Linked DNA regions of Homo sapiens: region 1 is linked to region 2. Evidence: chromatin loops called from intact Hi-C (ENCODE). Cell type or tissue: ascending aorta. All regions are shown on one strand. Each heading gives the region's core, and the rest is flanking DNA. Links, peaks and the distances in the headings are about the cores only. Region 1 overlaps AGBL4 (AGBL carboxypeptidase 4). Region 2 overlaps AGBL4 (AGBL carboxypeptidase 4).

Region 1 (15,910 bases), core at 7,372-12,371, 74 kb after region 2:
GCACAAGCATGGGTACTCTGTACATGTTGGTTACATGAATGCATTTGAAGAAAGATGTCTCAGTCCTAGTCCAGGGTTTTACCACTGGCTTTGCTGCCATGCTTTGCTTTTCTTATAACAGGCTGAGGTGATGCAAATTAAGAAGAACAAAACTCCCACAAGGCTCAGGGAGATTGTGGCTCAGGGAGATGGGGACATTTGTAGAGAAATAACTCAAATTAGCCAGTGGTATCCACACTTCTGAAATTGCACGAGCCTCCCTGTGAGAGGTGAAAGTTGGGGTGTAGTGTTGTTTCTCCATCCCCAGTCTGCTTTGGGCCAACTATTCTCAGCGTGTGATCTGCTCTTCTCCTCTGCTTGGCCCCTGAGGAGCATCCATTCCTATAGAGCTGACACTCACATTTTCCTTTTATCCAGCCAATTTATAGCTTTTGAATGTTCCCCATGCAGATGTGCAGGATTCTTGCACACATCTGCATATCAGAAGGGCAGTGGAAGTTGCTTGGCAAGAGGCCCTGGCTCAGCAGGAGTGCTCCATTGGTAACCCCCGAGTTGTGAAAGGATCTCTCCCTGTATTGTTCTGGGCCAAGGAACTCAGCCAGAGACTGGGCTGGGCAGGGCTTTTAGGGGTAGAGAAAACTGCATCATCTTAATCTCCTCTGGACACAGAAAATCAGTGGGCACATCTTGGGGCAGAGCACTGGTATCTGAGGCAATGACACAAAGGGAAGAGAAGGAAAATTCATTCATTAATATATTCGTTTAGGAGCAGCCCATAACCCTATTTGTAGAGGGACTGCTTTGTGCCAAGCAGTATAAGTCAGTGAGTCATTAAATACCAGGATCTGCTTCATATTTGAGATCTGCCATTCTCAAGGTCTGGGACCCGGGGTAAGTCTTTTAACCTATTTGATATCAGTTTCCACATCTATAAAATGGAATGGTAATGGTATTGGCTGCTTACCAGATACATTGAAGGGAAGATTATTCTTTTATAGCACTTTGTTTACTGTACATTTACTGTGTTAGGCATTATTAGAGGCACCTTAAACATTCTGTCTTATTATTTCCCACAATAAACCTGCAAGATAGATATTAGTACTCCTGCTTTTTTTGTCAACTAAACTGAGGCACAGAGATGTTAAGATTCTTCCCAAGGTCATGTAGTATATAAAGAAGCTGTCAGACCTAACTTCCAGGGCCCTGGTAAGTCAGGCTCAGTTAAATGTCCCTGATGAGGCAGGGCCAAATTTGGAGAGTCCCAAGGGAAAGGAGGCCTAAGCTGCATATGAGCCAGCAGAGAAGAGAAAACCAATTTTTTTTGCCCAGAGAGGCTGAGATCACAGTTGGAAAGATATGCTGGGTGTCAGATCTAATGTGTAAGGCATGAAAGGAAAAGAGAGAGTTAATACTGAGCCTGGTAATTATGAAGGGCAAGAAACAGGCTCCCAAGAGAGGCCATGGCCAGCGAGTCAGCACAAAGGCTGAGACTGAAGGGAACGTGCCAGAGAAGGCTGGCCTTGAGTAGGCACTTTCTCTCCCTGGAGCCGTAGAAGGGCTAATAATACCTAGACCATAAAGATGAGGTGAGGACTAAGTGAAGAGCTGCACAGAAAGCTCCTTTTATATCTGGAGCACAGCAGGTGCTTAATAAATGCATCTAGAGAAAAATATTAAGGTGTGTTTTTATAAGATTCCAGAATGAGAAACAGAGGTCACTGTATTCATTCTCCAGAAAAGGGGTCCCAGCTTTAGACTAGGCTATGGAGGACTGTTGGGGCAGACTTCTTGCAGGGTTTTGTTCCCATGAAGATCCGTGGGGCCTGAAATTAGCACAGCAGGGAAGTGCAATAGCCCTACTTTAGGGAAGGAGGAGGGTAAAAATAGGGTGTGTGTCCCTGAGATTAGTTTCCTGGATCAGCTCTATGGGTCCATGTTTGAGCACCAGGGAGAGAGGAGTTGCAGGTAGAAGTTATTTCCAAAAAGACCACAGAGCTGTGAATACAAAGTGAGGGAGATGAACATTTGTCCCATTTATAGATCGGAAAAAGGTGTGACTTTGGTTGTGATAGTATTTCTTGTTCTGACAGCTTGATATTATAAACAGGCAGCACCCTTGGCTAGATCAAGGGATTTCTCCTGGTGGACAGTGAGAGCCCTGAGTAGGATGGGGCACTCTCAAATGCAAGAAACAGGAAGCCTCACAGGATGGGCCGAACAAGAAAGAAGCAACATGGTAGACATCATGTAGAAGTGGATAGCACCCTTTCTGAGCTTACATACAATGCCACTTGGAGACATCTAGAAAAAACTGAATGAGACTTGGAGGAAGACTGGAGTCCTGCCTTAACAGGTAGAGGAATGAGGCAGCAAACCACATGTGATTATTATAAATAGAACCTCATTTGTGCCTGCAGGCTGTTCAATTTCTCCAGGTCTGGGGAAACATCAGTTACACACTCTGCTTAAACTCTAAATTACTCTTAGGGGTCTGAGGTAATTTCCAAAGACGGGTATCCCTATGCTTCTTTTGTGTATTTCTTCCCTTACTTCTGACACACTGTTGGCAAGTAAGTCCCCTTGTTTCATTGTCTCAAATATTCCTCAAATTCACTTCCTCCTTCCTCAGTTTTATTCTGGGTGCATGAGGAATAGGGTCCACTTCTTCAGGCATTTAGGGTGGTATAAGAGCTAACCTATGCCCTATATTATGTTAAGTGCAGGAAATCTAAGGAGCTATAAAGCATAGACTTTTCCCTTCAAAATTTTGTGGTGTGATTTCAACCACACATCTTAAGACTCCTCGAAACTCTGTTAAAGAATGAATGGAACTACTCATTTACTCATTCACTCATTCACTCAACCAATCAACTAATAAACATGCTCTGAGAACTCTCCTGACCTTGAGGCTGGCTCCTGGGGACACACAGCCCCTGTGCTTGAGGTGCTTCTGATCTGGGGATACAAGTCCACAATAGAGAGTTGGGCACTGAGTAGCCTCCACTGTTGACAGTGGGCAAGCTGAAAGGACAATGCAAATTATTTTTGTAAAAATATATTCCCTAAGCCATTTGTCAGATGATTTCTTTTACTCATCCTCTTCCGTGCAAGATGTGCCTGATTGATGTGGATAAGGGATCGGGTCCACTTCAAGGTCCCCTTCAGAGGCAGTGTAGAGTAAGGAAAGAGCACAGGCCTCAGGCCTAGATCATCTTGGGTTTCAATCCCAGTCTACCATTGATTAGATTTGTAACTTCATTCAAATCACTTCACCTCCCTGAATCTCAACTTCTTCGTGTGTAAAAAGGAGCTGATTTATGCAAAGTGTATAGCATAGTCCTGGGCATAAATAGGTACTCAGTAGATGGAAGCTATTATTTTATTCAAAATTTCAGCTTTGGCAAAATTTATTAGTGTTCAACAAATAAATGAACTTTACTGTGATGAGCTACTGAGATTTGGGAGTTTTTCTGTATTAATGGCCTAGCCCAGCCTATACTGACTAGCACAAAGGGCAGGGATGTGGTCTTCTCATGTTCTCTCATCTGAGGCAACCAGTTCAGAGCTGCTTGCTCGTTTATTTTATTTGTTTCCCTTTTAAATTCCAAGTCTCAAATTTGACCTTTGGACGATGCTAGTTGGTAAAAGGCCCAGGTTTTCCCACATGCTGATTGTCTGCTGTGCTTGTCCAGTGTCTACATATGGAGTGGGACAACAATGCTTGTAACTGATCCTGCGTGGAGGCCTCTTCCTCCCTCCCTTTTTCCCCCATCCCTGGTTCTCTGGAAAGTATCAGGAATAAACAAGAGCACATGTGGCACAGCATTCCTCTCTCTGGCTCTGTCGCCAACAGATGGGACACAATAGGTGTTCCTCTGGAGCTCTGATTCTCAGCAGATTGGGAGTGCAAGGTAGTGGGTGGGGGTGGGGGTGGTGGATGCTAGATGGAGCAAAACTCAAGTTCTTCAGGTCAAACGCATGTGTGTCATGGAATCTGAGGGCCCGAAGGAACTGCTAAGACCATTCAACATTGGTACATAGTTTATCTGGGACAGATTGGGGAGGAGAACTGCCCACAGTCACATAGACCTCTAGTGAGAAAGCCAGGACCTCAGACTCAAGCCTTCTGAATCCCAATTTTGTGCCTTCTGTATGTTCCTGGACAGCTTTGCTCAAGCATTTACAGTGGCTTCCTATTTTTAACTGTTTCAAATTCAAATGTTCTGGTCTGATAATTAGGGTCTAAGATCTGATTCTCACTTTACCTTTCTAGGTTTATTTCAAACTCAATGAGCAACTTGGATTGGTACATCCTGCTCTTGAAAATTTGATCTACAATTTCAACTAGTATTTTTTTAAGTCCCCCTCTTCTCTGATTTCTATTCTAGGATCCCCGTTTCCTAGTTATGTGTGTCTGTCTTCTTGATTCTACTCTGTCTTGCCCAACTCTGGTTTCTGTGAGGTCCAACCCTCTCTACTAGAGTGGCTTTTGGGTGCATATCTAGGAAGAGCACATTGTGTTGCAACAGATAGGGTATGTACGGAGTGGGTGGGATCTGATTTTAGAGCCTCCTGCTAGAGGGGTTGACACAGCAGTGTCCAGGGCATGGCTATCTCTGATCACAGCCCAAGAGGCAGGCATCAAGAGGGTCTGAGATGAAAGATAAGGAACCGTTCAGCAAGGTCTTACACAGGGATTGGGTAACTGTGAGAGGTGACTTGGAAGTTCAGGAAGAAAGGCAAACTCAGGAAGGTCCATCCAGAAGTCAGGGCAGCATAGTCAGGAAACATGATGAGAGGCCACTACCTGAAGTTGAGACAGATAATAAGTGTGGGTCTGTTGTGTGGCTGGGATCTTACAGGTGGGGAATTGTCTTTGTGGGCATCAAAATGGACAGAAGTTCCCAGGGATGAGTCAGGCCAAGAGGCATATTTCTCAAGGCTGAAAGTTGTCCAGTGAAAACTACAAAGCTGGATTCAGAATATCTGAAGTCTTAGAAAAGGGAATTCGTGCTGTGTGATGGGGGAGAGGATGAGTATGATTTTAGGTGAATAGTCATTTTGGGGCTATGGGTCATGAACAGAAGGAGGAAGTAGATTAGGAGGTTCTTAATTCACAATAAGGACTCTGGATCAGATATTCCTATTTCCCCCACCTGCTCCTGGACAACACTGCGCTGGCCTAGACAAACTCAGTAATTTCTTAATTTATTTATTCATCAAACACTCTCTAGAGTCTGCTCTGTGCCAAATCCTGGGCTAAACACTGGGGAAACAGCAGTGAATCAGATACATTCCCAACCTTTAAGGATTTCATTTCTGGGAGAAAAACATTCTCCCATTACTGGGTATATACCCAAAGGATTATAAATCATGCTGCTATAAAGACACATGCACACATATGTTTATTGCGGCACTATTCACAACAGCAAAGACTTGGAACCAACCCAAATGTCCAACAATGATAGACTGGATTAAGAAAATGTGGCACATATACACCATGGAATACTATGCAGCCATAAAAAATGATGAGTTCATGTCCTTTGTAGGGACATGGATGAAGCTGGAAACCATCATTCTCAGCAAACTATCGCAAGGACAAAAAACCAAACACTGCATGTTCTCACTCATAGGTGGGAATTGAACAATGAGAACACATGGACACAGGAAGGGGAACATCACACACTGGGGACTGTTGTGGGGTGGGGGGAGAGGGGAGGGATAGCATTAGGAGATATACCTAATGCTAAATGACGAGTTAATGGGTGCAGCACACCAACATGGCACATGTATACATATGTAACAAACCTGCAAGTTGTGCACATGTACCCTAAAACTTAAAGTATAATAATAATAAAAAAAATGGAGTGATAAGTGCTTTGAGAGACGGAAGACAAGGGGGCTGTTGAAACACAGAAGAGGCACCTAACCCAGATTGGAGGCAAAGTGAGGTAGTCAGAGGGAGTGGATTAGGAAGTTTCTAAAAGACGGTAATGTCTGCTGAGAGACATGAATTCAATATATGAAGAAGAAACAGTGTCATATTGTTTTAGAGAAATACAGGCAGGCTTGTGAGATGAACTGGCAGAAAAACAAAACAAAAAAACTTCAGTTCATGAGTGGAAATAAGCAATGGGAAAATCAAGTAGGTTGTTCTTAGATGTCCAGATTTGTAAGCACATGGCATTAGGGAGGTCTGGACTCTTGGTTGAGGTTCAAGAGAAGAGAGAAGTGATTCCAGGCTCCCAGGAGGAGGCTGACCTCATCTAAAGGGAGCCTAGGCTTGATGATGGAAGCCTCACGTATTATCTCATTTATTGTTTACTATATCTACAACCTGGCCACCAGGGCTCTCTGCACTAGGGTTTGAGCTCAAATTTCCAGCTAAGAGTAAGGTGTTGCTTTGCTTCTCATGGGTCAGACTTTGTGTATTTCCCTTCCTTGAAGCCTTGGTGGAAAGTAATAACTGGTGATGGAGCAGAATTGGGTAAGGTGGATCCTAGTACTAGACTTACTATTCTTCCTGTGTAGACTTCTTTGCTCCTTCTCTTCTGGCTCTGATGGAGACATTTTGGGTAGCTTTTTTTTTTTTTCAAATCAAGGCTCAGGAGAGGGCTCTGGGAGAAAAGGACCTTCATTTTAGTTCAGCTCAGCTCAGTCATGTTATGCACTGGGATTTGGAGCCAAAATCCTAGGTAATAATAATAATAACTAACTTCTCCTCTCTTGTGAATATATTTGCCTCAAGGAGTTGCCAGGGAGAATTGGCTGAGATGAGGTTAGATTTGGGTATTTTTGAATCCCCTGGCAAAATCCTGTCATGATGTTATTTCAGCAACACCTTCAGCAATATTGCTGTCAAGTAGTTTTAGCCAGAGACTGATTGTCCCCCAGTTCCCTGTCAACCTCCTCCTTGGGACCTTGAATCTCTTTGCTCTTCTCTTGATCTTCAGCCAAGAGTTTAAACCTCACTGGTGTAATTTACTTGCTAACATTAACATTTAAGGACTTCCTGCTTATTTTCCCATCACTGAATTCTGCTCATTTGCTACTTTTTAAAAATATTTTTTAATTGACATATAATAATTGTACATATTCATGGGAAACATAGTGATATTTTGATATATATAATATATAGTGATCAGATCAAGGTAATTAGCATATCCATCATCTCACACTTATTTCTTTGTGCTGGAAACATTCAATATCATTGTTCTAGCTGAAATTATATAACTATTATTGTTAACTATAGTCATCCTACAGTGGCATAGAGCCCTAGAACTTATTCCTCCTATCTACCTGTAATCTTGTATCCTGTAGCAAATCTCTCCCTATGTATGAGATCAACTTTTTTTTTTTTTTTTTTTAGCATCCACATATGAGTGAGAACATGCGGTATTTAACTTTCTGTTCCCGGCTTATTTCACTTTACAGAATGTCCTCCAGCTTCTTCCATGTTGCCATAAATGACAGGATGTCAGTCTTTTTGATGATTGACTAGTATTCCATTGTGTATATACACCACATTTTCTTTATCCATTCATCTGTTGTTGGACACCTAGATCTACATCTTGGCTGTTAACAGTTCTGCAATAAACATGGTGGTGCAGATGTCTTTTTGATATACTGATTTCCTTTCCTTTGGATAAATGCCCAGTAGTGGGATTGCTGGATCATGTAGTAGCTCTATTTGTACTTTTTTGAGGAAACTCCATACTGTTCTCCACAGTGGCTGTACTAGTTTACATTCCCATCAACGGTGTATAAGAGTTCCCTTTTCTCCACATCCTTTCCAGCATTTATTATTTTTGTCTTCTCAATAATAGCCACCCTCATGGGTGAGATGATACCTCATTGTGGTTTTCATTGGAATTTCCTTAATGATTAATGACATTCAGCATTTTCCATATATTTTTTGGTCATTTGTATGTCTTTTGAGAAATGTCTGTTCAGATCATTTGCTCATCTTTTGTTGGGACTCCAGGGACTGATTATTCCAACAATAATGGTGAATTTTTCAAACAAACAGGTAGGGTACTTGACCTCATGCTTAGTTACATTTTCCCTTTCATGTTTTCCTTCACTGTTAAACAGAACAGTGAGTTGAATACCAGAAATTCAACCAGGGTGAGTAAATTACCAAGGTAATAGCAATAATGGCCATTTGTAGAACAGTGTGGTATGATGGAAAGAACAGGAGTCAGTAGGAACTAATTTTGAATCTGTGCTTAGTTAACCAGCTCGGTAGCTTTCAACAAGTGACTTCACTCAGTTTCCTTATCTAAAAAAAAATAGGTGTCATAATTCCTACCAGATAAGTTTTTTGAGAGAAGTAAACTATATTTAATTCCTCAAGGGTTGAGTGCATAATATATTCTTCATATACTCAGTATCTATAGAGCACCTGGCACACAGTAGGTAGAAAGTGAAAGATAGCAGTTAGTAATATTTATTTGGGAGAGAATATATTATAAACATCCAGGCAAATCAAGAAAGAGAACGATCATCTTGTTCTTCACTGTATGGATCTCAAAATCAGAAAGGCAGATGGGTTAAGAGTTCAAGGCAGTTCTAATTACAACGCTAATGTTATTAGCTGTTAATTATCTGCATGTTGCTATCAACTTAGCTCAGTCAGATGTGGTCTCTCTTTCTGAAAGCAAATCTTGGTTCTCTAAAATATCTCTAATGTAATTAATATATTTCATTACCTTTGTTCTGGCATTAGCTGCTCAAACTAAACAAAACATGGGCAGATTTTGGCCACTTATTGAGGAACTGTTTTGTGTGTGTGTGTGTGTGTGTGTGTGTGTGTGTGTGTGTGTGTGTGTAGAGAGAAAGAGAGAGAGACAGACAGACACAGACAGACAGAGACAGAGAGCTAGACAGAGATGTCGCCAGCTCTGTTGATTATGGATTTTGCTATATAGAATTACAGTTAAATGCTTATGTCAGATTAGCAGTGGTTAGCTGGGGAGAAGGTTGTATACAAGTTGAGGACTAAAGGTAACCTTTGAAATAGTTGCACTGTTGCTTTTTGGATGGGCAGATACGATTTGAAGTCCCTTGATCATATCTGAGATCATCCTTTTATGGCAGAACAGCCAGATTTTGCTTTGCCAAGTCAATCTAAAAAGTAACTCAAACAGAACTGTGGTGGGGCCTGGCCTCTACATTCAGGTACTTGTAGGAATAAGATAAGGAATAGGTATATGTTGAATGAGGTATAATAAGAATTTGAAATACCTTTTAACCAGATAACTACAAAGGCAAGAAACTTATCATGTTTCTAAAGAGAGCAAGGAAATGCCAGCCTGTAACCCTCAGGTTTAAGGGTCAACTCTCATTTCCCTCAAGGATTATGGTAACTAGTCCCTATAATCAATAAGAAACCTCTGGTACCCTCTGAACTTTTGTAAGAATCTTGAAAGATGCTTCTTCATGTGTACATACAGTAATTCAACAAATGTTTGAACACCAACTATGTGCCCAGCAGAGAGATGAATAAGATATGGTTCTGTCTGTAAAGCGTCCACAATCTAATGAAGGAAAAAGATATCATAGTATGCAGTAGTATGATACATGCTACGATAGAGGTTTGTGCAAACCACTGTGAAAGCACAGAAGATATACCTACATCTGTCTAGGCAAGGAGGGGCTTAGAGAATGCCCTCGAAGGTGGTCACGATGAATAGGAATTAACTAGATCAACAAGTGTGAAGGAAGTCATTTGAGGCTGAGGGACCAACATGTGCAAAAGCCTGGAAATGAAATAGAAGTTAGTCCATTCTAGGAACTGTAAATACTTGAGAATAGTTTGAGCACAAAGAAGAAAAACTGGGAAAAAAAATGAGGAGGGGTGTTTGCCCAAGTGCTTTATGAAAGCCAGAGATGAGCGCCCACCCCTCTCCCAACGTATGACATTTTGAATGTTGCTATTTCCTGCCCCTAAAGATCCTTTATCACTGGAATAGTGGTATTCTGTTAAGTTTAGGCCTCAGCCTATCCACTTAAAAAGGTACCTGGTTGACTAGCCTCCAGAATCAAATGAGATAGTGGATACAAAGAACGTAACATAATCCTGTCACTCCATGGAGTCAGAAGACCTGTTTAATCACTAGCTTTGACATTTAGGGCCCAAGTGTGAACTTGGGAAAAAGCTATTTAACTAGCCTGAACTTCAGTTTCTTTATTTATCAAATGGGTGTGCTTATGGAGAGGATTCAATAAAATAATTTTCTATCATTCAATATATAAACCGAGTTTTGCTGCTTAAGCAAAATGGTTTATTAGTATTAATCCTGTGGGTATCTGGACCCCTGTTCCATTTATGCATGTGTCCAGATCAAGTTGTCTAACTTGCCACACTGATGAGCTTGAGTTCTCCCAACAGCTTTGGTCAACTAGAATCCCAGCTGACCATACAGGCTGGCTCTTTGCTGCCCCCACCTGTCTGGAGCCAGCTTCCACAGTAGCAACAGGACTGGAAGCCCAGCCTGGTGCTGCAGCTTTGGCCTCCCTCCCACACATCCTGATATGTCAGGAATAGAAAGTGCAGCACCTAGGACTAACCTCAGCTCATACCCCTTCCCAGTGTGTGTTTTTGTGTGCTTGCAGATGCACCTGGGAGATGCAGATCCATTTTGGGTGAATGGTGGAGGCTGTGTAGTCAGTAGGCAAAAAGCTAATACGTTCCTGTTTGTCCAGAGCCTCAGTGACTTCTTAAGCACCTGAGAGTCTGCAGTCTTACCGGAAACATTCCCGAGATTAGGTCAAATTCATATCTGATAGTCAAATTTGGAAAGGCCACCATTCTCCTTCAGAAGCAAATGATTTCACCAGCTCCATCTTCCAGCCGGAAACATTCCCGAGATTAGGTCAAATTCATATCTGATAGTCAAATTTGGAAAGGCCACCATTCTCCTTCAGAAGCAAATGATTTCACCAGCTCCATCTTCCAGCTGCGTAAATTAGTTAATTACAAAGGCTGTAATTTGCAATCAATATTATCTCCGTGGCATCTACTTCACCGAAGGAAAATATTTATGGCCATATTTGAAAAGGGGCATATTGCCTTAATTGGGAGCCATACATGAAACATTGCACTAAGTGACTCTTAGGGCACTGATGTCAGTTTTTGCTTTTTTGGTCTGGGAGGTTTGGGGGAGAAAACACAGGCAGATTCTAGATAAAGGCCCTGATTTTCACAAGATAAAAACAGCCACAGACACTGATCCTCAGACACAAATCCTAAACACAGAGAAATGCTTTATGCACAAAGATGCCTGTGATTGAATTTTTTATAATGGTGAAAAAATATGCACTTAAACGTTCAACCAAACAGTTATTTACTTACTTATTTACTTGATGGAATATTATCTAGTCTTAAAAACAATGGTTATGAACAACTATATATTAACATGGAAAATTCTAATACTGTAATATTAAGAGAAAAAAGAGTAAGAAAAATACTAGATATTTGACATCTTCTTTATAATATGCATGCAAAAAACAGCCTGGAAAGAAATACATCAATATAGCAACGGTGATAGTTTTTGAGCATTTTAAGTTTATTTTTTCATGTGTTTTTCTTGAATAGACATATATTGATTGGCAAGCAGAGGAAATGATTTGTCATAATGGCAACCCCACAAAGTCACTATATTCCACATCCTGGAGTGAGGAAGCTAGCCTGCATCATGGAAATATATTTTCCTTCAATTAGGAAGCAAGTATTAAAAATATATACAATGGACTGGATGCTTGTCTTTGCCCTCAAAGCTTCATGAAATATTGAAGAAGGACAACTCTGCTGCTGTGTGAAAGAGGCTCGTACAGACAGTTTTCTCCTAAATCAGCCTGGGTGGTCAGTGAAGGCTTCCTAGAGATGACGATATTGAAAATAGATTTTGAAGGATAAGGAGGCAGATAAGGAGATAAAGCATTCTGGAAAAATAAAACAGGACAAAAAGGTATGGAAGTGTGAAAGAATCTGTTATGTTTTGGGGAATAACCAGTGCTTAGTTGTGGCTAAAATGCTGGGTGCATGAAAAGGAGTGATAAAAGGGGTCATTAGGCCAGATTCTGAAGAGCCTTGAATGCCAGTGTAAAGCAGCCCTTCTCTGAGAAAGGCTAGAGAGGTTGGCATTTATCCTGAGGGCAATAAGGAAGCATCAAAAGTGTTAAGCAGGGTCAGGAAGTGGCCAGAGTCATATGCCAAGAAGGTCTCTCCGGCTGCAGCATGGACTTGGGAATGGATTTAAGGGGTGGATTTGTGGGGGATACAGATACAGGTTGAAGGTAGAGAGGCCAATTTGGGGACTACAGCAGTAGTTCTGGTGAAAGTTGCAAAGTGTGAACCAAGGAATGCTAGACTTACAAGAGCCCCTGGAAATCTTCTAGTCCAGTGTTTGCATTTGACATTGGAGGAAAAACAAGCTCCAGAAGGGGAAGAACTTTTATTTGTAAGGAGTTCTTTGCAAGACTCTTAATAGGCTTTAGCCCATCCACCAATGTATGGTGTTTCTGTTCTCTTTAAAGTGTTCTTGCCAATAGGTGGTCCAGCTTTTGCTCACACACATCCAGTGATGGGGATCTTGCCACCTAAGAAAGCTGATAGTAACCCCACTCTTGATTCAAATGGTTCTTCTATTGAGCCTAAAATGGGCTCTCTTAAGCTCTGCTCTCCAATCATAGTATTCCCTCATGTAGCCACACAAAGCCATTCTGCTGCCTTCTGCATTGTGCTGTGTGTTTTCATGCTGATTGTCTAATTCAACCTTCCTAACTTCCATTCTAAGTAAGCACAATTATTATTTCTACTTTACAGGTGGAAAAATTGAAACAAGAAATTACATGGAACAAGGATAAGGTCTTTTCTCTGGGTTTTCTATTTGTTATCCTCAGGTTATTTTGACTCCAGTGCTATAGTTCTGAGTACTGTCTGGGCCCTGGGACTTCCTTAGAAAACACTCTCATTTAAGGTTTGAAGATCTGAACTGAATATCGGGTTCCCCAGAGACCTATAACTGGTACAGAATATAGAGGCATCATCACTCCTTGTGATGGTTAATTTTATGTGTCACCTTGACTGGCTATGAGGAGGTACACAAATATTGGATCAAACATTATTTTGGGTGTTTCTGGGAGGGCATTTTTGGATGAGTTTAACACTTAAATTGATAAATGTTAAACTATGCTTTATTGTTGAGTAAAGCAGATTGCCCTCCGTAATGTGGGTGGGCTTCATCCAATCAGTTGAAAGTCTGAATACAACAAAAGGCTAAATAAGAGAATATTATTCCCTGAATAAGAGGCAACTCCTCTTACCTCCCTGATTTTGAACTGGGAAACCAGCTTTTTCCCTGCCTTCAAACTCCAACCGAAATATCAGCTGTTCCTAGGTCTTGAGCCTGTCAACCTTTGGACTGGAACTATAGTTGGCTCTACCTAGTTCTCAGGCCTTTGAACTCAGATTAGAGCTATACCATTAGGGGACTTAATAAATGATAAAGTTTCTGCACAGCTAAAGAAATAACAGGGTAAACGGACAAGCTACAGAATGGGAGAAAATATTTGCGAAATATGTGTCTGACAAAGGACTAATATCCAGAATCTACAATAAACTCAAACAATTCAACAAGAAAAAAAACCAAACAATCCCATTAAAAAGTGGACAAAGGATGTGAACAGATATTTCTCAAAAGAAGACATACAAGTGGCCAATAAACATATGAAAAAATGCTCAACATCACTAATCATCAGAGAAATGCAAATTAAAACCACATTGAGATATCATCTTACACCAGTAAGAATGGCTATCATTAAAAAGCAAAACAACAACAGATATTAGTGTGGATGTGGAGAAAAGGGATATGTTGATGGAAATGTAAATTAGTATAACATCTATGAAAAACAGTATGGGGATTTCTCAAAGAACTAAAAATAGAACTACCATTTGACCTAGCAATGTCACTACTGGGCATCTACCCAAAAGAAAATAAATCATTGTTTCAAAAAGACACATGCACTTATATTTTTATCACAGCACAATTCACAATTGCAAAGTCATGGAATCAGTCTAAGTGTCCATCAGTGGCTGGCTGGATAAAGAAAATGTGGTATATATACACCATGAAATACTATGCAGCCATGAAAAGAATGAAATCATGTCCTTTGCAGCAACATGGATGGATCTGGAGACCATATTCCTAAGTGAAATAACTCAGAAACAGAAAGTCAAGTACCACATGTTTTCACTTACAAATGGGAGCTAAACAATGGACACATATGGATATAAAGATGAAAATAACAGACACTGGGGACTCCAAAAGCTGCGAGAGTGGGAGGAGGGGGAACGTTAAAAAATGACCTGTTGGGGACAACATTAACTCTATGGTTGATGGGTACACTAGAAGCCCAAACCTCACCATTATGCAATATATCCATGTAACAAAACCTGCACATGTGCCCCTGAATCTAAAATTTTTAAAAATTAGAGATATTAAGAAAGTGAAAAGGCAAGCAACAACAGGGGAAAGCATTGACAATAATATAATTAGCAAATGATTTATATCCAAAATATATTAAGAACTCATACAAATCCATAACAAAGAGACGATCCAATTTTGGTAAGAGCAAAAGATTGAACAGACATTTCACAGAAGAAGATATTTGAATGTCCAATAAACTCATGAAAAAGTGTTGAACATCATTACTTGTTAGGGAAATGCAAATTAAAGCCATAAGGAAATACTACTAAACACTCACTGGAGTAACAAAACTCAAAAGGAGTGACAATATCAAGTATTGACAAAGGTATGGAGCAATTGGACAAAACTGGGAGGAGTTATAAAATGATACAAACACCTTGGAAAACTGGAAGTTTCTTATATAATTGATTCTGCAATTATATTCCTGGCTACTTATCCAATGAAATCAAAACATATATTCACAAAAAAGACTTGTTCAAGAATGATGATAGCATATTTTTCCAGAAAAGCCAAAAACTGAAAACAATTCAAATAGGTGAATGGATAAACAAATTATGGTATATTATGAGCAATGGAATGCTAAAGAAGACTAAAAAGGAATAAACTATTGATACATGCAACAATCTGGATGAATCTAAAAAATAATATATTGAGGAAGCAATCGGACCTAGAAGAGCACATGCTATATGATTTGATTTATGTGAAGTCCAATTGTTCCAGCACCATCTGTTGAAAAGATAATCCTTTCTTCATTGAATTGCCTTTGCATCTTTGTTCAAAATCAATTGACCATATTTGTGTGGGTAGAACTCTCTACTCTGCTCTATTGATCTAAATGTATATGTCTTTGTCAATACCACACTGTCTTGATTATATTAACTTTACAGTAGTTATTACAATTGAGTATTGTGATTCCTCCAAATAAACAAACAAACAAAATAAACTACACCATTGGCTCTCCTGGGACTCCAGCTTGCTGACTGCAGGCCTTGGAACTTGTCAGTCTTCATAATTGCATGGCCCAGTTCTTTATAGCATACACACACACATCTTACTGGTTCTGTATCTCTGGAGAACTCTGACTAATAAATATATCCCTCCTTGTTTTATAATTAGACTTCTATTAACACAGACTTTGATCACATTGGCCTTTTTGGCATCCACATTGCCTAAGTGGCATCAGAGTTGACCTAATGAATTTGAGAGATAGAATGCAAACCTAGGTCTCATGGTCCCAGCCCAGGACCTTTTCATTCCATTGCATTGCACCAAACATACCAGGACTATTCGATAGAAAACATTCTTATTCCTTGTACCACTCTTCTGGCACCAGACTTCCCAAGATTCTAGAAGTGACTTGGTTTTCTAATACATCTAACTATTCACTACATGTTTATTTATTAATAGAGCAAATATTT
Region 2 (15,910 bases), core at 5,782-10,781:
CATTTCTGTGTCTCAGTTTCCTTGTCCGTAAAATAGGAATTATAATAGTAGCCAACAGTAGGGTTGCTATGAGGATAATGAGTTAACATACATAAAAGTGTTTTTTAAAAGAGAACCATTTAACAAAAACCCCTAAATCCTGAAACACAGTTAAGTGCCTAAAATAATTAGCAACTACTTTATTCTCTTTGCTCCCTCTACACCATGGTCTGTCTCTATAGTTTGTGTTTTCTGTAGAGTAACTAGTTGTTTTTGTGTTTATCTTCCCTGTGAGAATATGAACTCCTTGCAGATGAAGGCTGTGTCTTACCCCTCTTTGTGTCTTCAATACCCATTAGAGGGCCTGGCAAAGAATGGATGGATGGAGGGAGGGTGGGAGAGAGGGAGGAAAGAAAAAAGACAGAGGAGAAAGAAGAGAGGAGGAAGGAGAGAAAGTAGAGGAAGGAGGAAAGGAAGGAAGGAAAAAGGAGGAAGGAGGAAGGAAGGAGGGAAGAAAGGAAGGAAGTAAGGAAGGAAGAAGGAAAAAGGAAAGGAGGGAGGGAGGAAGAGAAAATTCCAGAGTCCAGGATACAGCCCTATCTTTAGGGAGACAAATGACTCCCTGTCTCTTTGCCTGCCCTCCAACCTCTCCCATATACCAGAAAGGAACCAGAAAGGAAGCTGAATCTAGTGACTACCAGCTGGTCTTCATCTCATTAACTGCTCCAGGCACAATGCTAGAACCACCAAGAACTGCGTCCCCTAGCCTTGACCTTTCCTGCTCTGGGTACACAGCAGCATTCCTTTCCCATCTCCATGCCTTTGTTCAAGATGCTTCTGCCTCCAGAAGAGCAATACCTCACCATACACATCTGTGTCTCCTAGTCTGCCGTATTCTTCAAGGCCCAGTTCAGTGACCCCCGTCCCCAGGAATTCTTCCCTGATTTTCCAGCTAAGGGTATCCTCCCCTCCTGAGAACTCCCTTAGCACACCATCTGTCCCTTTCTCATGCTAATTCCTTGTGGAATATAATCGTACTTGTGTCCACAGCTCATCTGCCCTGGTAAATGTGAGCTCTTCTGGGGCATTTGGGTTATCCGCTTGGTGTCCCCGGGCTCAGCCCAGGGTCTGGCATGCAGAAGCTTCATAAGTAATCGTTGAATTGAATTGTGCCTAACACATTCTTGACAGAGTAAAAGACAGAATCCCAGCCATTGTGTTTCCACTCAGTGACCTACCTCTGACGATGCTTAGTTTGTGAGGCGAGAGGGGTGGTTTAGGGACTGCATCTTTCTTTTTTTTTGTGGCGACGCCTGTGACGCTTCTGTTTTTCAGAACATCTGTTCCCCAAATCATAACTGCCAAGTTCTTCGTGTACTTGGAATCTCCTTGGGTTACTTGTAGCTGGTGCCATTTCTCCTCATCAACCCAAATCCCGCTTCCCAGATGGACCTGAGAGGAATAAGAACACCAGCACCTGTTTAGTCCGACAGGAGGGCAGTGGGAGGCTTCTCTTGTCCTTTAAAAAGCATTGCTGCACAACTGTAAGAGATTCATGTCATAAATATGAAATTAACTCTCTTTAAGGGTAATCGTAATAGCTATCATCTACTGAATACGTGTAGTGTGCCAGGCCTTATTCTAGGGCTTTATATTTGCTATCTTAAATCTTCATGGCAATTGTGGATAGAAGGCATTATAACACCATTTTCCTTTCAGATGGAAACACCGGTTCAGACAGGTGAGGTGACTTGCTGAACATCATTCAACTAGTAAGTGGCAGAGTTGATATTCTACACTATACTTAGTTTATCACAAGGCTGCTCAGAGCCTTACCAAATCTCAGGACACCCATGCTTAACTTCTTTCTGTGTTACACTATGGAAAGACCCACCTTCCTTTAATGTGAACATTCTGGGACATATACCTTCCTAGTATGGTGGTTCTCAACCTTGGCTGCACACAGGGGTCACCTAGGGAGCTGTAAAAATCACCAGTGACAGCCAGGCATGGTGGCTCACACCTGTAATCCCAGCACTTTGGGAGGCAGAGGTGGGCGGATCACGAGATCAGGAGATTGGGACCATCCTGGCTAACATGGTAAAACTCCATCTCTACTAAAAATACAAAAAAATTAGCCAGGTGTGGTGGCACGCACCTGTAGTCCCAGCTGCTTGGGAGGCTGAGGCAAGAGAATCGCTTGAACCTGGGAGGAAGAGGTTGCAGTGAGCCGAGATCGTGCCACTGCACTCCAGTCTGGGAGACAGAGCGAGACTCCGTCTCAAAAAGAAAAAAGAAAAAAAGAAAAGAAAAAAAAATCATCAGTTCGTGGGCCCCACTCCTAGAGATTCTGATTTATTTGGGCTGGGTGTGGCCTAAATAATTCCAGTGTATGGCTAAGTGTGAAAACCTCTGCCAGCTCAAGTAAGGAGAGCAGCTGCCCTGCCAATTGGAGTAGGGCTGTGCCAGTCCTTTCCCACCTCTGAGCTTCATTTCCCTACCTATGAAGTGGTGGAGCTGGATTTCATCTCAAAGTTCCTTCTGGCTCAAAACACCTATGATTTTAAACACAACCACAAGGTACCCAGTTTGATTCCGACGGCACAAAGAACAAAACACAATCTTATGCTCCCTATGAGTTTCAGTGCAGAGCCAATAAGACCCAGAATGTTCCAGCAATAAGCTATAAGATTTTAATTTGTTCTCCTTTCTGCATCTTTAGTAAATCTAAAAAAGAAAAAAGAGTATAAAATTTAGATCTCACAAGTCATTTACTAACATTAATCATTAAAAAAACAGTGTTCACTTTGACATTGCCATTTATGTCATGCTTCTGCTGAGTCTGTGAAGGGACGAAATGGCCTCTGTGGGGACAGAGGGCGGCAGCTGCTAATGAGCTAAACTTTCTAAGGGACATGAGAAGGACCTGCCAAAGGTCCTTGTTTTCAGAAAGGCCTGCAGTTTGCCAATATCACATGGTCAGAGACATCTCTGGAGAGGTCCCTGGTCTAAGAGACTGGATGCATACCCAACTAATGGCAGACCAGCAAGATCAATTGTTCAAAAAACAATTAAAGATCTTTCTACTACTGGAGCTTGGCTTGGGAAGGAAGGTGAATACACATAGTTAGGCAGTCAGGTCAGCCAGCAAAACTTCTTCCTTTACCAATTACTGAAATTTTCCAACCATCAAGAAGAAAAAAAATAGCAATGCAGCCCACCCATGAATGTAAGTCAACAATCTACCTGCACGTCTGACTTCACCTCCTTTTGCTCAAAAGATCAGTCAGACTGCTGCAGGCAATCAGATAACTAGATCCACCTGGCCTCTCTGTGCTGTAAACTTCAGTACTGCAAATCTGTTCATCCGCTCAGGAAAGATAAGCAGCCTTGGAGTGAGATGTACTACCTGGCTGCTGGCTAGGCAACACGGACACCAAGGTCAAGTGTGGCCTTTTCTCCGCAGTTCGAACTGCAGGTGGGCAGTCTGTGTGCCAGACTGGGCATGCTGGGGACAAGTTCCCCACTGCTCCCTGCTGGACCCTGCATCACTTCCCTTGATGACACTTGAAGCCACCCACACAAGCTTCCTGAGATAGGAGAAAAACAAGGAACTTTGAATTACATTAAATTCTGAATCAGAAAATCATAGAGATGGATGCCAACTTTACATTTTTCAAAAATCTCTGCTTTTTTCCCCCACCACTGATCCTTGCTTTCCTGTGATCTTTTAATTTGTTATTCTTGAAAGGGAGATGAAAGTCCTTTTAGCCAATGTTCTACAAGAGAAAAGGGGTACTAGTATTTTTTGAGTACCTGGTTCACGTACAATGAACCAGGTATTGTACATTCAATTTATTTATTCCTCATAATGACCTTAAGAGATGGAAATAGGTAGAAATTATTTTCCCATTTTACAGATGTAAACAGAGATTCAGAGGGACTATGTAACTTTTCCTAAGGTACACAATCAGTCAATTTTGGAATCAAGATTCAAACCCAAATCCTGAAGCTTCTGCTCTCCCTGTCTTCCTTGCTGCCACCACGGTGGTACTGATGTAGATCAAAGACAGCAGACCTAACACATCAATGTTCAGTTAGTTTTCCTTTTGAGTTTCCTCTGTATCTGCCTGGCTACTTCCCACACCAGCTCCCAGTGCAGTTCACCACTGCAGACAGGGAAACCAGGAAAACAGCCACCGACTGGCCTTTGCCTCCAGTCCTTGCTCCCTTCAACCCGCCCATCCTATAATCACGACAGATTAAGTTCCCTAAAATACCTCCTTCCTTATTTGACTAGATGACTTCTGCAGTCTTTCAACTGTGTTTTTAGGTAAATCCTCTGGAATTTTGAATGGCTCCCTGTTTTCTATCACATTTAATCCAACTTCCTCAGCCTGGCTTTGAAGGCCCATTAGAATCCATTCTGTTCACTACTACTTCATTTCTCTACTATATTCATCTACATAGTCCATCTACACTACAAAATTCCGGAACTTGTTCATTTCCCGCTACTTCCAGTGTGCCGTAACATCAAGAGGATGGGTGCTGGAGCTGCCAGCCTGGGTGTAAATCTCAGCTATTCTACCTGCGTGCTGGTTAACTTGGGCCAGTCACTTTATTTCCTGAGCCTTACTTTTCTCAGCTATACAGTCAGCAGATCAGTGCTACCTCAGAGTTGCTGAGAGGGTTAAATGAGAAAAGATGTGTAAAGTGTCAGGAGGACACAGCAACTGTTACATCCTTTACCCTCTTTCCCCTCCCCATGTTTCCGCTCCTGCCATTCTCTTGTCCAGGAATAAATGTTTTCCCTACGTTTTCTTAAGCCTGCTAATCTTTCAAGTCCCAGTCTAAAATTCAGGAAACACTCCTTAATTACTGCAGAGCTAAGTTCTATCCTTTATGAATTTCTAGCTCACTTAGAGCCTTTGCCACCTGATTCAGTCCTTCACAGTACATGTCAGTGGGGAGGGTCAAGGCTTTGCCTCTTCTGTCCCCTACAAAGTGATAAGGGCTAGTCTGTACACAAAGCAGTAAGAAATTGATGGGCATATTTAATGTCTTTATGGAACTGTTTTTCACTTCTGATGAGCTGCTGTTCCTTGGAGATGAAAATATTTTCTGACATTCACTCAAGTACAAGGCCAACTTTAGAACACAGAAAGAAATGGGCTTTGCTATGACCAATCACAGGTATAGGCCGGGGCATTTGAGACAAGGGCCCCTGAGGTTAGCAAGGCTCAAGGTCACCTGGAGCAATGTTCAGTTTTCAGGGATGTAGCAGAACAGACTGGTGAGAGTACTGGCCTGGGAACCAGGAGGTCTGGCTTTCAGTTCCTGCCTGCCTCTAACCTGTTATGTAATTATAGAGGAGTCCCTTCTCTGGATATGTTTCCCTACCCATACTATGTATAAATTAGGTTATTTAAAATTTGATGGTCTTTGCAGCTTTATGATTCAATGAGTTTTTGAAATAAAACATTTAGACAAAGAAACACAATGCACTTTACCCAAATCAGAAATTTGTGTGGCAAGCCTGATTCATGTAAACCACAGTATACTATTTGACCAAAGTGTTAGTGTTATGTGTCAAAGGAGGTTATTAAAAATATGGCATCTGGTAGGATGGAACTTGATCAAAATATATTTATGTGAAAAGTTTTATAGGACAAAAATCATTTCCTACTAGGAAATGTGTCCCATTCCAGTGCTCTAAGCCTTGCAGAGATTAAGGCCTCTGATCGTGCAGACAGAAGGAAGGGTCAGACAAGACAGCAGAGCCAAGAACAATGAGGGCTACTTCTGGGATGTGGAGATGCTGTTCTGGGAAGCTGCCATCATTTCCAGTGCGTCCACTTCCTTTCCTCTGCATTTAAAACTCTCTCTGCCTGACTACCAATTAGGTGCAAATAAAAACCAGGTTAGTCTTATAGCAACATGCTGGCAAAAACCAATGAAAAAACAAAATAGGCATTTTCAAGATTTGCTGTTCAACTCACGTGTAAAAATATTAAATGAGATTTGAGAGACTCATTTTCTGGGGGAAGAATGCTATCTTTGCAAAAGAGGCCCCCTATAATGCTCTGAAACTATCCATCAGCCTTCAAGGCAAGGGAGAAATAGATTTCTCTTGGAAGCTACTTTAAGAAAAACTCTCTAGTCACTCCACAATGTGTTCATGACTAAAAAGAAATCAACAAACATAGCATAGTCCTATCTTTTATCTTTGATTGGGGAAGGTTCACCAAACTTAGATACACAGTTTGAATCAGAAAGGCCTTTGGAGAGCATCAATCCAATCCCATCTTTCACAGACAAGGATGCCGAGACCCAGAGAAGTGAAGGATCTTTGCAAGGTCACACAGGTAGGACAGATGTAGAGCTATGCTAAGAACTCAGGCTCCAGGCTGCCGACTTCCAACTTGTCATGCCACCTCTCCTCTGCAAAGCTGACGTTTCAAGCCTGCTGAAGGCAGCAAGGCAAGGCAGAATGGGCCTGTGGCCTGGCCCATCAGCTTTGCCTCTGCAGGGGAGGAGGCGCTCAGTGGGAGATGCAGGGAACGACACCACATCCAAGAGAGTCCTGAAAACTAATACGTTTCATTTCCTCAGCTTGACAATATTTGCTTTGGCTCAGGTTGGCCAGTTGCAGAGACATATCTGGACAAACCCAAATAAAACAAATTTTTCTTTCTCATCAACCTAACAGAGAATGATACTAAATAAACAGAGACCTTTTGAAGCATGAGGCAAGAAAAATGAACCAACACATGACGCGTTAAGGAGAACGAGAGGCGATGTCTGTAATGCATGCCACAGTGGCAGAGAACATAACGCTAAAGCTGAATTTCACCAGTGCCAACACAAAGGGCTCTGATGTACTTCTTCAAAGATCAATTCAATTGAATGTTAGAAGAATGTCAGAAAAATTTCCTCCCCTGCCCTGCTGGTATATCATCATGTGACTTTAAGATTTTTCACGAGCGATTCCATTACTAATAATCTTAAGTTTTTGTTTATGATTTGTTTTCAAGGTCATATAAATAACGCTGAGTAGTTCTATAAGGTCCTAGGACTGTGCGCTAACCACTGCTGCATACACAGCTTGAAGGAGGCTTGGGGATAAGGGAGTATGTCTTGTTCTTCCCTGTATTCCTGTTATCTAGCACAGGGCTTAGAACATACAGATACTTTCTAAGTGGTGAATGAACACAAACTGAGTTGTTATCTGTAAATAAGATACTTCATTTCCAGTTCACCTGATAAATTTTAGGCATCTGGTTACATAGGAAGGTGGGACAAGTTTCATCAAACTATCATGGGAATTAAGAAATATCTTTGTCACTAGTAAGCTATTTTAAAATGTCAATTTACTTTTACAGTTGCTTTGGATCAATATTTTTTAAAAAAAGAAAGAAAGAAAAAAAAAAGGAAGAAGGAAGAGAAAACGCCCCAGCAAAGCTACGCTACTGATAGTATACAAATTCCAGAAACAGTCATTCAGGGCTAGGCCAGGAGGCCAACCAGTCAAGCTGCGATTTGGAAAGCTCCCACCATACTCTCCACCTTTACTCTGACTAACAAACACTTGCAGGGAATGGATATTGAGCTTAAAACACTACCTTGCCATTGTCTAGGATATACTTGTCCATGACAGGCGCAGGAGCGGGGTAATAGGACGACGTATTTGCTTCCTCACTGAAAGTGCTCCGTAACTCCGGCTCGGGCTCGAGACATTCTGACTTTACTTTTTCCAGATCAATGGCGGGACCTAGGCAGTTAAGAAAAGAAATCTGTCTAGAACTCCAAGGAAAATAAAAGGCAAATATTTTTAACTAGGCATCTATCAGCACACCATGGCACAAAAAATTTGCTAGCTTATTTTTGTCCATTGAACTACACTTAAACCCAGACTCGAAAATAATGTGAGGTATGAATGTCACAAGGGAAAAGGTGGAAAACTGGAAGACAAGAGTGGACTAGACTCTAATCAAGTTTGAATGAAGAGCACTCTTCCAGGGTGTCATTGTCTAAATGGAAAGGCAGGGATTCAACTTCCTGCATAGGAAAGAGGTTCTGTTACGCCTGGGTTGGAGGAGAAGGGGTGGGAATTACTGAAATATGCAAATCGTGTATTTGCCAAAATCCTCACCTCAGTATCTTACAGTGGAGAAGGCCGTAACAGAAGAAGGGAGCTTAGGAAAGTGTGGGCAAAAATGTTAAGGCCTCCCCCTCCCCAAGACCTAGTATCTAGACTGGAGCATTTGAATCAAGAAATTAAAACACAATACACATTAAGCCCCTGATTGCCTGATCCAGCAGCTACTCTGATTTTTATTTTAATGCAATCAACACAAATTACATGCAGTTTAAACAGCAAAAAGGAAGCTAGATAAATGGTGATAGTTTCTAAAGGGGTTATTTTTTCTCCATTAGCTTTTAAAAATGGACTGTTTTATAAAATCACCTATTGTGTGTTGATTACTTAAGGGCAGAGAAACAGGATGAAAATGGGTAAATAAGGCCAAATGACTTGATTAACTTTTGTGGGAGAACAACTTCAAAGGCCCACATAATTTAACATGCTGGAAATTCTCCCCATGCAAACATTTCAGGAGTTGACTAAGATCAGAGATGTGGCTACTGCCACAGCAGCTCCCTCTGTCTGTGCATGTTAACTTAGGTAACAGATGAACTCACAGACCAGCCTTCTCTTATCCTAGCCATGTGGACAACTGGGTACAAAGCTCTTTATATATTAAAGCCCTTTGTAACAATCTGCTTGCCACTCTGGGTTCAGTTAACACATCCTAGACTTTGGTTGGTGGCAGTGAAGGTCCTGGTGAATTTGTTACTAAAATTCTTCATGATACAGCTTCCCAGGAGAGAATCTCAATCCTGAGTTGCTGGCAGCTGCTAACTGAAAGACGAAGTCTCTGTAGTATCATAAAATTTAAGAATGAAACTTGCACAAAGCTGAATGCAAGATGGTTGGGGAGCAGAACAGTGCAAATAAAAGAGCTCAACTCATCCTGGTAGAGATTTCAGGTCCCATTCCTGGCTACACTATATTTTAATTGTGTGACCACAGGTGAGTAAATTACAGATATAGAACCTGGCAGAGCGAAGGACCAATAGCATCATCATCGTTCTGACAGCACCTCCCAATTAGAGGTGCAAGACCTATTCAAGGGCTGGGCCTAGGTCTTATTCTTTCCTTTGTCCCCAGCACCTGGGGCTGAGTAGGCACTCTCTAAATGTTTGCTAAGTAAATAAAACAATGACAACAATGAATGAGTAATTCTAAAGTTTCAGAAGCAAATACCAAAGTTTCTTCTCTCTGTGTGGGATCACAGGTTAAAATTTTGAGACATAAACAAATTCAAGTGGAGCATTTGATCTTTTCTCAGATCTGGGAAAAGGTAATTACTTATATTTCCCCTAAAGCACATAGCTGAGTTGGCGTGTGAAGTCTCTTCTAGCTCTGACCTTCAGTCAACAGAAAAAAAATAATAGGCTGAAAAGAGGAGGTCCATGAAAGGCACTCACTCACGGTCATTTTTAGCAAGAACATGTCTTTCCTCTAAAGCCTCCTTTTCCTTCCATGAGAGGCTGGACAACAGAATGAATCCAGTACAGCCGTAACTTCAGTTGATTCTCTCCCATCCATCTCTATAAAGGCCATCAAAGGGATCTTCCACATGACCCTGTCTTTCCTTGCTTAGGCTGCCCACTACCCTCAAAATTAAGTCCCACACCATGGCCTCCATAAGGCCCAGAACAACCAGCCTCCTCTCTACCGCTAGGGTTCATTTCTTGCCCCCCACCAATATTCACCTCTGCTCAGGTACCCCAAATGCTATGTTGTTCCAGGCCTCTGTGCTGTTTGTCTTGGCGCTGAACACTACCTCATCTGTCTGCCAAGCACCCAGTTAGACTTTCGGACATAGCTCAGGTGTCTCCTTTGTGAGGCTTGATTGTCATCACTCCCAGGTAGGGGGGGTCTCTACATTGTGACTACTTTTAGCAAATTATGTTTGCAATCATCTGCCTGTCGGTTTTCAACATTAGACTATAAAGCTCTTCAAGAGCAAAGTTTTACTCCCTTTAGCATCTTGGAGCGTAGGGAAGCGCCTGGCACATGGCAGGCTCTTAGTAAATTCTTCATGACATGAGAGGGGAGGAAGAGAGGGACTTTAATGGGCTGGGAGAAAGATTCTGAAGTAAAGTCCTGCTGCTGAGTAGAGGTGCTTGAGGGTAGAGGCATGGACAGGTGGGAAGCTGTTCTGAATGTCTGTAATCTTTCTTGGAGTCCGAGAAGTAGAAATCAGGGCTGTTAAGTTGAAATCAGAAGCATCTAGTTAGAATGGACAATTCACATGGCACAGTTACAGACAAAGGGCTCTGCTATCACACTGTCTACAGAGGGACAGCTAACGGACATCAGAGGGAGCAGGGGTTGAAAGAGTCACCTCTCTGGCTCCATCCTGTTGGTCCCCTCCCATAGTCAGACTCCACTCTAGGCAAAGTGGCTGGCCTAACCCTCTCCACACATACACCATTCTTTCCTGCCTCCTACTCTTTGCTTATGCCATTCCTTTTGTCCAGAACATTCTACCCCTAGAGATGTCCACCTATACAAACTCCACCAGTGATGCAAGGCCTGACTCAAATGCCATCTCTCCAATGAGGCTGCCCTATCCCCTCAAAGACTAGTAAATAATTATCTCTAGCCCTTGGCTTGGGATTTGGAGACAGAGCTCCAAATACTGGGTTTAAGTACTGGGTTTGCCACTTACTGTTTAGTTGACTTGTGACCTTCCTTGGGTAGTAGAGCTTCCTTTGCACTCTCCCCACCCCTCTGCCCCTACTCTACCATAATAATCAGATGTACTTGTTCGTCTCTATATCTGTCTCCCCTACTAAAGGAGGAGGGAGCAGCCAAAAACGGTGCCTTTTTATGTCAGAAAGGAGGCTTGAGGACAGCCAAGGACCGTGTCTTTTTATGTCAGAGACCAGGTCTCACCTGGCACAGTGCTTGATTCACATTCTATCCTCAAGAGATAATGTACACATAAATAATTGCTTAACCTCTCTGATCTTGTTGTGTCACCTGAAAGGAGGAAAGATAACAGTGACTTGGCAAGACTGAGGATTAAATCAGATAACTATATATATATATTCGTATATTTATATGAAACAATGATTTCAGAGTCTAGTACAGAGTGGGTTTTTTTGGTAAATAGTCATTCACTCCCTCTCCACCCACTCCCACACAAGTTACACTTGTGCGCTTAAGTTCGTCTCTACTAAAGCATAGGTTCTGTGAAACAGAGGCCCTGCTGTTCTGCTTTTGCCCCTAGTGCTTAGCACAGGCCCAGCACAGAGCAGGTCCTTGTACTCCACAGCCCACCCACTCTCCTCAAGGTTCACGACGGTCCCCTCAAGGCTCACGAAGGTGTCCTAAGGGACTGATAGACTTCTGTCAAATATTGAAGCTACTATACTGAGATCTTGGCTCTCAAGAAAAACTATTTTCTAAATTTCTCACTCAGCACCATTTGCTTAACACCTGGTGAAAGCTCTCCGCAACAGCCTCCTCCTTCCAGGACATTGTCTACAGAAGGTCGGCTTGAAAAGCCAACCAAAGGTACATCTTAAAAGGGAATGTTCAGGAGACCTGGGTGTGAATCCCAGCTCATGACTTTGAAGTCAGGTCATCTTACCCTCTCTGCAACTCAGCTTTCCTACCTGCAAAATGGGGATTACCAAAAGCCACCATGCAGGCTGCTGACGTCTCTGGAAGAGCCTAGCACTGAGGCAGGCACAGAACAGACAGAAGCTGGCAAAACGGCAGATGAATGAAGGAATGAATCAATCAACAGAGCGCAATGTTTAGCATTACAGGATCAGAAAGAAAAGGAACAAAAAAAGCATGTGTTTTCTTCAGGGAGAGCAGGGAGGGCCCCTAGTGCTTTTAATTTAAGAGGGGAGAAAATCACTTCATTGCAAATTTTAGTCGGCTTCACTACCGATGTTGGCAATTTACATCTCATTACAACAAATGCTTCAGATTGCTGTTTTGCTTTTAAAAAATTTCTGAGGCATTGTTCTCCCTCAAACACATGTGACCAAATTAGCCACAATAATAAGCACTTGCGTTAAGAGACAGCATTGTACAATCTGGCGCAGATATTTTAGGTAACAAAAGAACTTTTTTCACTTTGTGGGAAGAGTAGGAATTTTTTTTTAAAAAAGGGCTTTGATCCATTTGCATTCGGATATTGACACACACTTGAGGTTTATTTTGGGGAAAATATACCTTCCATGGAAAGAAAACTCTCAGCTGGGTAAAGGAAGCTTTTAAAAAGTATGAAAGGTAGTACTTGTCTTTTCATTCAATCATTCATGAACCCATTCATCACACAACCCCTGACTGCATATCAAGATCTAGGCTCTGCAAGAGGCACTGGGGACCCAGAGACAAAGTATGTTCCTGTTCTGGGGAAGTTCAGATTTAACATGTGAAACACTATTATATAGCATACAAATAACTCTGATTTAACGGATAAGCAATAGATTTAGTGTTAGAAAAACCTGGTAAAGATCCTGGTTCTGTTATTTACTTTACCTCTTTAAGCCCTACTGGCTTTTTCCCTAAAATGGAAAGCATGACACACAGTTACGGTCTTTGTAAGTGTTTGCTGGGGCAACAAATACATGAAATTACACCATTTTCTATTCTTGTTGTATCGTAAACTGGACTAATGCTGTTCTTTCTGATTAACACAAATGTTTATGTTTGTGTGACTTCCGGGTTTAGAAATCACCTATTTTTTCAAACATGTATGTGTTTGGACACTAAATATCATTTCTGATTTCAGCTGAAATGGAAAGGTTAATAATATTCGATTCTTTTTTCTTTCTTTCTTTTTTTTAGAAAAAAGGACTAAATCCTTTTACTTCTGTAAGTAGATAGGAAGTTTCTCTGTTACAAGTACCATCCTATTTTCTTCATAAATGCATAGCAAATCAAGTCAAAATTCCTAAATGCGTACAGAACATCTGCTGTGGCACACAGAAAGTACTAGATTTGGCAGAATAGAGATGATTTTACTGTCGAGAAGTACCTGGGCAGGGGAACAGCTTCATAACAATGAAGGAGTTAAACAAAGGCCTTGGAAAGAGACTAGGGAAGATGCCTCCGGAGCTGGGTAGGAGGATCCCCCTCTGTGGACCTTCTCAGACCCTCTCAGAAGTCATCAGCTGCTCTCACCTGCTGCTGTAGCGTGCCTCTGTTTCTTAGCCCCATTAGTCTTCCAGTGAAAGCAGAGACAAATCTGGTTTCATTCCTTTGGTGAGAATCTACTAAGTACCTCCTGAGTGCCAGCCCTGTGCTAGGTGGAACTGAGTGCTTCACTGTCCAGCAGTGGAAAGAGACAGGCAGCAGACTACCACCAGCCATGTGGCTAACAAGCATTAGGAGAAAAACTGGGGCAGAAGCAAAGGAGGGGGTGCTGCCTCTGGAGGAGACTAGGAAATCTTCATAAGGACGGTCACCAACTTCTGTGTTGGGGCTTGGAGGATGAGAGGAGCTTGTTGGGTGTGTGACCCTAGGGTGGGGTAGTTCTCATAAGGTGAAGGCAAGTGGCACAAACCACAGGCTCACTGTGCACAAAGGGTGCAATGTGATGATCTGCATGAATTTGGGGAGGGGGAGATCACTGCCGGTTAAGGGATCCTAGAAGGCTTCAGGAAAGTGGTGATCTCTGACTGGGGCTTTGATGGATGCGCGACATCTTGGGGAGGTGGGGGAGTAGTGAGGCCGGGGTTCTTCAGGTCCTCTCTCTCTCCATTTTCTGTGAGTGAGGGCAGGAGCAGGCTTCGTTGGGCAGAGGCAGGAGAAAAAAATTCTAGCATGAATCCTGGATTAGGTGAGATCCCAGCAGCTGACACAGATGCCTCCACAGTGGGGCCATACCCTCGGGGAATCTGAACCACAGAGCAGCAGAGTTGAAATGGATCCGAGAGAGCCCCCTTTCCAAGGGGGAGAAGCCCACCCAGGAAGAAAGAGGTGAAAAAAGCAGGCCCAGGTCCCCAGTCTTGGAGGTCAAGGTTCTCCCCGACTTTGAGGAATTGCAGATGCCCATTTCAAATGACATATTTGAGAAGGAAAGGTGGCTGAAACCTACAAAAGTCTTCTTTGTTAAGTATCTTATATCAAATGTATCTCTCTTTTTTTCTCTCTGTAGCATTTTTCAGCCCACTGTCACGTGATTGTTTGTTTAACAGCTCCCTGACTAGAACATAAACACCGAGGGGATGTTCCTGCTATATCCCCAGCACCCAGCGCAATGTCCTCCATACAGAACACTCACTAAACACGTGTTTAGCGAAAGAAGTTAATCCTTATGGTGGTCCTACAAAATCGATCTTATTATCTCTGTAAAGACTCAGAGTAGTAAAGTAACTTGCCAGAAGTCACATAGGTGGTGAGTGCTCAAACTCAGGGTTGTCAGATTCCAAAGACAGCTCTTTCCACTACCCTACCCCTCCTCAATGAACTGTACTTTCCAGAGCTTCTTGCCTAATGCTCACTCTGTGGGACCCTCAGCTCATCTCTGACTTTCTCTGACATTCCTAGGGGGTCTGTGAAAAGCCCCACAATCATGAGGGGTGCGGTGGAAGGGGAATAGGTTGTCACCTCTAGAAGCTCTGAACTTATCCTCTGGTGGCCAGGGAAAACTGGACTGGTTCTTCATCTGTGGTTCTTCTACTTCTCTCCTGCCCAACTATCTGTGCCCAGAGAGTATCCAAATGGCAGGGTATGTGCAGAACGCCCTGTCAAGGAAGCATTGAAGGCCCACACATGTATTCAATGCATGTAAAATGGACCACAGTTGGCTGGGTTGGGGGGCTAAGGAGTTGTGGTGGGAATAAGTGGGGTGGGCAGCATAAGGGCTGCTCCCAGTTTCCTGAGGGACCACTGTGGGCACAGTGAGTGCCTGAGGGTAGGAGTTATGAGGAGGCAAAGTTTGATCACATGGTGGATGTCTGCCCAACAAATCAATCCATGACCCTGACCTCTGCTGATACTCCCTTCAGGCCATGAGCCCTTCCAGAGTAGGGACCATATGGGATTCATCTTTGCTAAATGGCTGTTGATTGATTTGCCTGACTCAGAGGAAAATAGCAACTCAGGAGTTGAAGGACTGCACCCCAGCCCACTCCAATGGGGAAGTGCCCCCATGAACCACCTGTAGGAGGGGCTGGGGTAGTTCTGCTTGCTCTCATCTATGTCTGCAACCTCATCTCTTCCTGCTACCCAGCACTTCACTGTGCCGTCCAACCAGAACTACTTTCAGTTCCTTGAATAAGCCAGCCTCTCTTGCAACTCCAAACCTTTGTTTAGGCTCTCCTGTTGCCTGAGATAGTTCCTTAACTTGGGGCCTCCTGCAGCCACCCACAACTCTCCTACCCCAGCCATGTAAGGAGCTCTCTTTTGTATCCTTTCCCAACATCCTGAGAGCTCGGGACCAAAGTAAAGCTCACCCTGCATCCCAACTGTCTGCTGTTGAGACTGTGACTTCTTTAAGGTGGCAAGGGGGGCTTAACAATTTGATTTCTCCGTGCCTAGCACAGGGCTCGGAACAGAGGAAGGATCCAATAATGTTCCCTGCACAAAAACATTTCCCTACGGTCAGAGCTATCCAATAATGAGATAGGCTGCACTGGAAGGCAGTGAGTGAGCTTCTTGTCTCTAGTGGAATGTTACTGGAGGCTGGGTGATTGCATGGCAGGGAGACAGCAGAAAGCTTCTTGTCCTGTATAGGAGGCTAGACGAGGTGAACTCTGGGGTTCCTTATAGGACTAAGGTCCTAGGACTCTAAGAATTACCCCCCACACTCAGAGTACCCCCTGGAGCAGCAAG

What was found. Peaks named below come from ENCODE experiments on the same cell type or tissue, not always from the same donor. Only the 100,000 strongest peaks of a DNase experiment are listed, where the experiment ranks them.
Region 1: a loop joins it to region 2, with 3 times the contacts of the local background. A loop is called at or near these places in 5 of 110 quality-filtered maps.

The regions. Positions count from the first base shown.
Region 1 is chr1:48,807,262-48,823,171 of GRCh38, forward strand. All of the region lies in intron 6 of AGBL4 (AGBL carboxypeptidase 4), which reads right to left. Among named protein-coding and RNA genes, the nearest start is that of BEND5, 38 kb to the left of the region's middle. In ascending aorta, for the core only: a CTCF peak has its summit at 10,435; a DNase peak (open chromatin) is centred at 10,470.
Region 2 is chr1:48,735,022-48,750,931 of GRCh38, forward strand. The region is part of intron 6 of AGBL4 (AGBL carboxypeptidase 4); the gene reads right to left. BEND5 (BEN domain containing 5) reads right to left here. Exons shown (of 6, transcript NM_024603.4): 4 at 7,602-7,750; 5 at 1,218-1,431. Among named protein-coding and RNA genes, the nearest start is that of BEND5, 34 kb to the right of the region's middle. RefSeq lists an enhancer at 15,273-15,402. In ascending aorta, for the core only: a CTCF peak has its summit at 8,647; no DNase peak of the experiment used is centred there; H3K4me3 peaks cover 767 bases; H3K27ac peaks cover 4,746 bases.